Regions from separate parts of the Homo sapiens genome. Here region 1 is linked to region 2. The links are chromatin contacts, found by Hi-C or POLR2A ChIA-PET in ENCODE. All regions are on one chromosome and are shown on one strand. The core of a region is the stretch at or near the end of the contact, and the rest is flanking DNA. Distances in the headings are between cores, read along the strand shown. Region 1 holds the start of PITPNM2-AS1 (PITPNM2 antisense RNA 1). Region 2 holds the start of ARL6IP4 (ARF like GTPase 6 interacting protein 4).

The links. A loop is a pair of places that touch in the nucleus more often than their neighbours do. ChIA-PET counts read pairs that join two places held with the same protein, here RNA polymerase II (POLR2A). Pooled maps may share reads with other maps.
Region 1: a loop to region 2 is called in a map of natural killer cell, with 2.9 times the contacts of the local background. The contact joins the promoter of PITPNM2-AS1 here to the promoter of ARL6IP4 in region 2. A Hi-C loop is called at or near these places in 6 of 168 maps with a recorded cell type or tissue (CD4-positive, alpha-beta memory T cell, CD8-positive, alpha-beta T cell, HepG2 and 2 more), 1 of 37 single-sample maps with no recorded cell type and 13 of 50 pooled maps. POLR2A ChIA-PET finds 5 or more read pairs at or near these places in 17 of 52 experiments (A549, BJ, CD4-positive, alpha-beta T cell and 11 more).

The regions. Positions count from the first base shown.
Region 1 is chr12:123,079,702-123,082,696 of GRCh38, forward strand. PITPNM2-AS1 (PITPNM2 antisense RNA 1) reads left to right here and starts at 1,683. Exons shown (of 3, transcript NR_038290.1): 1 at 1,683-2,291. The region is part of intron 2 of PITPNM2 (phosphatidylinositol transfer protein membrane associated 2); the gene reads right to left.
Region 2 is chr12:122,978,862-122,981,991 of GRCh38, forward strand. ARL6IP4 (ARF like GTPase 6 interacting protein 4) reads left to right here and starts at 1,820. Exons shown (of 6, transcript NM_018694.4): 1 at 1,820-1,884; 2 at 2,268-2,438; 3 at 2,710-3,018; 4 at 3,096-3,130. The coding sequence starts at 2,279. It overlaps OGFOD2 (2-oxoglutarate and iron dependent oxygenase domain containing 2), which reads left to right. Exons shown (of 7, transcript NM_001304833.2): 6 at 1-149; 7 at 222-1,181. The coding sequence ends at 485. RefSeq lists enhancers at 1,017-1,236, 1,393-1,898, 1,899-2,404 and silencers at 1,487-2,126, 2,137-2,236.

The DNA.
Region 1 (2,995 bases), core at 433-2,932, 100 kb after region 2:
TTTTATAATGAACATCCATATATTCACCATCTAGATTCTACCGCTTCTTCTCACTTTTTTTATTGCAGTAAAATACATATAACACAAAATTTACCATTTTAACCATTTTAAAGTGTTCACTTCAGTGGCATTGAGTATATTCACAATGTTGTGCAACCACCACCTCTATCTAGTTCCAGAGTTTCAGCATCCCAAAAGGAGACCCATTAGCAGTCTCTCTCCAGTCCCCTCTCCCCCAGCCCCTGTCAACAACCAATCTACTCTCTGTCTGTCTCTATGGATTTGCCTATTCTGGACATTTCATATAAATGGACTCATAAACTACATGGCCTTCTGTGTCTGGCTTCTTTCACTCGGTATCCTGTTTTCGAGGTCCATCCATGTTGTGGCGTGTGTCAGTCCTTCATTCTCTTTTATGATTGAATCATATCCCAGTACATGGATGGACCACATTCTGCTTATGCATTATCCATCAGCCAATGGACATGTGAGCTGTTTCCACCTTTTGGCTATTGTTGTCACATTTTTTTTTTAAGACACAGGGTCTCACTCTGTTGCCCAGGCTGGAGTGCAGTGGTGTGATTATAGCTTACTGCAGCCTCGACCTCCTGGATTCAAGTGATTCTCCCACCTCAGCCTCCTGAGTATCTGGAAATACAGGCCAGGGTCATGCCACTGTGCTCAGCTTCTCACTTTTAAAATGAAGTCTTCAGAGCCCAGTGAAATATTCCAGAGCCCCTCCTAAGGGATTTGTTCCCAAAGTTGCAGGCCCAGAGGCCCCAAACTGAGTGCTCATCTCACCCTGCCTTTCCACTAAAGCAATGCTCCCCATGGGTGACCAAGTAAGGGAGGCTCCAGCTGGCCCTGGGGCCCAAGGCAGAGATCCTAAAAGCCTGTGTGTAGCCCACAAGTGGGCCTCCAGCCTCCTCCAACCCATCCCAGGTAAGCAGTCAGCTGGGCAGGGAGACACATGCATGTGCCAACCCCACACCCATGCTTTGAGATCAAATGAAACCCGGTGCCAGGACCACTGGCACTCACTGACTACGTGACTAGCCAGTCATCACCCCTCTCTGAGCTTCAGCTTCTTCAGCTGTGAATGGGGCAACAATCTCTACCCCATGGGTTTGCTCTAGAGATGATGCTGGCGCCACCCAATAGAACTTTCCCCAGTGATGAACATGTTACACACCTGCACTATCCAGTGCAGCTGCCGTGACCTGCCACTGGCCCCAGGTGGCTACTAAGCACTTGAAATGTGATGAATGGGAGTGGGAAATAGAACTTTTCCATTTTATTTCACTTTAATTTATAATTGAACTTAAATAGTCACACTAGACTGGTGGTCAGTTCTAAGGCCTGAGGAGATGACAAGTGTAAAAGGACGCATGGTCCAGGCCCAGGCCTAGCTCCTGGTCTCTTCCCTCAACCCCTCCTCTCCTACTTACCCCACAGTGTCTGGGCAGGGGAGCAGGCTCTGTCCACAGCCTAGCTCCAGAGGCACCTCTAAAAGGAGAGAAGGTGGATGGTGGGGCTCTCAGGGAACAGCATAGATACCAACTGGGGAGTGGGCACCATAGACTCCATAATGACGTGGGTCTGGAACTGCAGGCCTCTCCTCTGCCCTGTTCTAGAACCCCTCAACTGCTGTTTCCCCTAGCAACTCCTGCGGTTATCCCTGGAATGTCTGGGCAGGGGCTGTAAAATTGGAATAGGTCCCCCCCCACTCCTTAATGTGGTGGCAGAGACCCCTGAGGGGAAATGCAGAGGGCCTTGGTTCTCGGCTGGGCTGTGGAGCTGGGCACTCAGGGAGTTTCACATAGCCACGAAGCTGCTTTCTCAGGCTCCTCTGGCAGGGAGCGTCAGGATGAGAATCCAGACCTGACTGCCACCCAGCCCTCTCACTTCGCAGATGCAAAAATCCAGACTCAGAAAGGGAGGTAACTTCTCCAACAGGGCGGGGTCTGAAGCCCAGGGTCCCGACCCCACCAAGCTGGCCCTGCAGGAGCCTCCTGAGAGGTGTCTCGGGAGCAGACCCAGGGGAAGGGGGCACTGTGCACTCTTGCCGGGTAGGCAAAAGTCTGTCTGCTTCTTGGCAGCTGTGTGGCTTCAAAGCCCAGACAGCAGGGACTGAAGACTGAGCAAGCCACCCCTCTCCTGTCCCAGACCCACCTGAACCCACCAAAGCTGGGAAAGGAGGGGTAGTGGAGACTCCAGAAAAACAGGAAAAATTTAAACTCAACCACTAAGTAAAGCATCATTAACTCCTGTTGTGCTGAGCCCACAAACAGGTAGGAGTCATGCAGAGGTGGGAGCTGTAGCTGAGGATGGGCCTGTACCCCCACCCTGCAAAGCCTTCTCCTGGCTCCCTCAACAGACTGGCCAGAAGGACCAGGACATGCTCAAAGCCCTGAATGGCCTCTCTCCACCCACTCAGAGTGAGGGCCTGCAGGCTCTGCCCTGCCACCTCTCCGCCCTGGCAAGGCCGTGGGCAAGTTCCTGCCTTGGGGCATCTGTACTTGCCACTCTCCCTCCCCTCTGCTCAAGGGCCCCTTCTCACTAAGGCCTTCCTTGACACCCTGATGTAAAACTTGGCCCTGACTCTAACCCTGGCATTCCTCTGACCCTTTCTAATTTTCTTCAGAGCGTTGATCGTTATCTAGTACCCGACTTACTTTTCTTTCTTCTTTCCTTTTTATTTTAAAAATTGTACATGTAACATAAAATTTACCATCTTAGCCATTTCTTTATTTTCATTTTTTTGAGACAGAGTCTTGCCCAGGCTGGAGTGCAGTGGCACGATTTCAGCTCACTGCAACCTCTGCCTCCCGGTTCAAGCGATTCTCATGCCTCAGCCTCCAAATAGCTGGGAATACAGGCGCCCACCACCATGCCCGGCTAATTTTTATATTTTTAGTAAGACGGGGTTTCACCATGTTGGTCAGGCTGGTCTCAAACTCCTGACCTCAACTGATCCGCCCGCCTTGGCCTCCCA
Region 2 (3,130 bases), core at 570-3,069:
TCGACAGCCACCGGGCCTTTGTGGTCAAATACGCACCGGGCCAGGACCTGGAGCTGGGCTGCCACTATGATAATGCCGAGCTCACCCTCAATGTGGCCTTGGGCAAGGTCTTCACAGGGGGCGCCCTGTATTTTGGGGGCCTCTTCCAGGTGAGTGTGTGACCCATGCGGCAGGGCCTGGGGCAGCTGTGAGTGCCCAGGCCTGAGTCGTGCCATCTGCAGGCACCCACAGCCCTGACGGAGCCCCTGGAGGTGGAGCACGTGGTGGGCCAGGGTGTCCTCCACCGTGGCGGCCAGCTGCATGGAGCCCGGCCCTTGGGCACTGGTGAGCGTTGGAACCTTGTCGTCTGGCTCCGAGCCTCTGCTGTGCGCAACAGCCTCTGTCCCATGTGCTGCCGTGAGCCCGACCTGGTGGACGATGAGGGCTTCGGTGATGGCTTCACCCGAGAGGAGCCCGCCACGGTGGATGTATGTGCGCTCACCTGAGCTTGCTTGGGCCCAGTGTGGGGGTGGCAGGCAGGTGAGGGCTCCGTTGCCTTGGTCTGGGGGCAGAAATAAAATCCCCGCAGCCTACTGCACTTCTTGGCTCAACGGTGTGCCAGCTTCTGGGTCATTCTATGGGCAAAGATGCTGCCTTAGTTCAGGTTTGTCAGAAGCAGGGTCTGGAATGGGGCTTCAGCGAGGGAGTCAGGGAAGCAGGGGAGGGGAGGGAGCAGCTGGGCAAGGAAGTGGCTTCAGAGGACGTCCAGCCTCAGCTGGCCCCACGGAGAGCTCCAGGCAGAGCCCACAGTACCACAGTGTGCCCACACCACCGGTTACTGGCTCCTGGATGAGGGGGCCAGAGAGGAGTGAATAACTTCCCAGACACTTATCTCCAGGGCAGGGTGCCTTCCAGTAGCCAAGGGAAGCCTCCAGAGAGCACAGATGTGAACCCTCAGCAGCAGGCATCACCCCCCAGTGGACTCGGGTGGGCCACCAGTAGCATCTTCTAGATGGCAGAGGGGTGAATGGCAGGGCCAGGAACCAGGCTGCCCGGGTTCCCATTCTGCTTCTGCCACTTCCAGCTGTGTGGCTTTAGGTGAGCCTTCACCTTTTGGTGCCTTCGTTTCCTCATTTAGCACCTACCTCCTAGAGCTGTTTTGGGAGTCAAATGCGCTGACGTATATAAAGTGCTTTGCAAGATCCCTTTGTGTTTGCGGCTGTCATTGTGGAAGAGTTGCAACTTGGGGGCCCGAGATTGGATGAAGCGCACAGCCACGCTTTGGGTTACACATTTGAAACTCAGGGGGCTTCCATATTGCAGTCTTGAGTTTGGTCTCCCTGGGAAGGTGGGGCACCAGCCCCATGCCACGTTGCACGTATCAGCTGGAGCAGAATCCTGGCTTCCTTCCGGATGGGCCTGGGGTCCATGCCCGCGCTCACTGCCAAGATCTTTCTGGCCCCTACGGACACGAGTTTGCGACCTCTGAGTCACTGGGTGGGCGCGTCGGAAAGACCAGGGCGCCTCAGTCTGGAGCTCGCAGTCGTATGGAGAGGGCAGGACCAGCCGGGGAGGAGGGCGGCGCGCGCGAGGGTCGCCTTCTTCCCAGGGCACCGGGGGCGTGGGTGCTGCGGGCGTGCGCCGAGAGGGCAGCCTTGGAAGTGGGCGCAGCTTCGGCAGACACAGGCGTGAGGGGCTGCGGAGCTCGAGGGCCGGCGCCCCTGCTTGCCTCTGCGGGAGGTGGGCGCGCCCGGGACGGAACCTGGGGCGTCAGAACGAAAGGCAGCGGCGCCGCGCTTCCCAGCCGGCCAGCCTCCCGCGCAGCGCCCCGGCCGGAAGCCTCCTCGCCGCCGCTTCCTCTCGAGAAGGCGCGGGGCGGGCTGTCCGGCCCGCAGGGCGGTCGAGGTGGGAACGGAGCAGCCCCGGGGGCCCCCTTGAGGCGGCGAGGCCGCGAAGGGCGCGGGGCTGGAGGGTAGGAGAGCGCGGGAAAGCGCCCCAGACGCCACTCGCGGCGGACGGCGGCCAGTTCCCAGGGGTTTGGAGCCGGGTGCGCAGGCGTGGGGCCTCCGGGCACGGGGCGGGCCCTTAACAGGCACCGCTGCGGGGACTGGAGTCGGCGGAGAAAACCGGGGTCCCCAGCGCTGGGGGTGGGTGAGGGTCGCTCATTTTCCCGGGACGGTGACGGGTACTGGGCGTCGCCAGGCCCCGGCCCCGCTAGAGCCACCCTTGGAGCCCGCCCGCGGCCGGCCTTGGGGGCTTCGGCTCAAGCGCGTCTTCTTCGTCGCCAGCCCGCGGCGCCATGGCTCACGTCGGCTCCCGCAAGCGCTCGAGGAGTCGCAGCCGGTCCCGGGGACGGGGGTCGGAAAAGAGAAAGAAGAAGAGCAGGAAAGACACCTCGAGGAACTGCTCGGCCTCCACATCCCAAGGTCGCAAGGCCAGCACGGCCCCTGGGGCGGAGGGTGAGGACCACAGGCATCGGGGAGAGGAGGCGCAGTTACTACCCGGGGAAGTCGGGCGAGCAGTGGTCGGGGACGCTCAGTCATGCCTCTGTGCAGCCGGGCCTGAGATGTGAGGGCCAGGCGCCGCAGGAGCCAGGAAGGGGCTCCTCTGGGAAGCTCCATCTCTGTTCTGGAAAGCCCCTCAGGAAGCGCTCACCCTGTAGCCGGTCTGTGCCTGCCCCAGGCCAGAGCAGGGGACGAAGGTTTACCTCTTCCCCTCCTGGCCTTCCAGCCTCACCTTCTCCCTGCATCACAGAGAGAAGCAAGCAGAAGGCCCGGAGGAGAACAAGATCCAGCTCCTCCTCCTCTTCTTCCAGTTCTTCTAGCTCCTCTTCTTCCTCCTCGTCCTCCTCCTCTTCCTCCAGTGATGGCCGGAAGAAGCGGGGGAAGTACAAGGACAAGAGGAGGAAGAAGAAGAAGAAGAGGAAGAAGCTGAAGAAGAAGGGCAAGGAGAAGGCGGAAGCACAGCAGGTGGAGGCTCTGCCGGGCCCCTCGCTGGACCAGTGGCACCGATCAGCTGGGGAGGAAGAGGATGGCCCAGGTACTGTGCTGCCCAGCACCTGAGAGGGAGAAGGTCGCTTCCCAAGGCCTGGCCACCACCTCCGTCTTCCCTTCCAGTCCTGACGGATGAGCAGAAGTCCCGAATCCAGGCC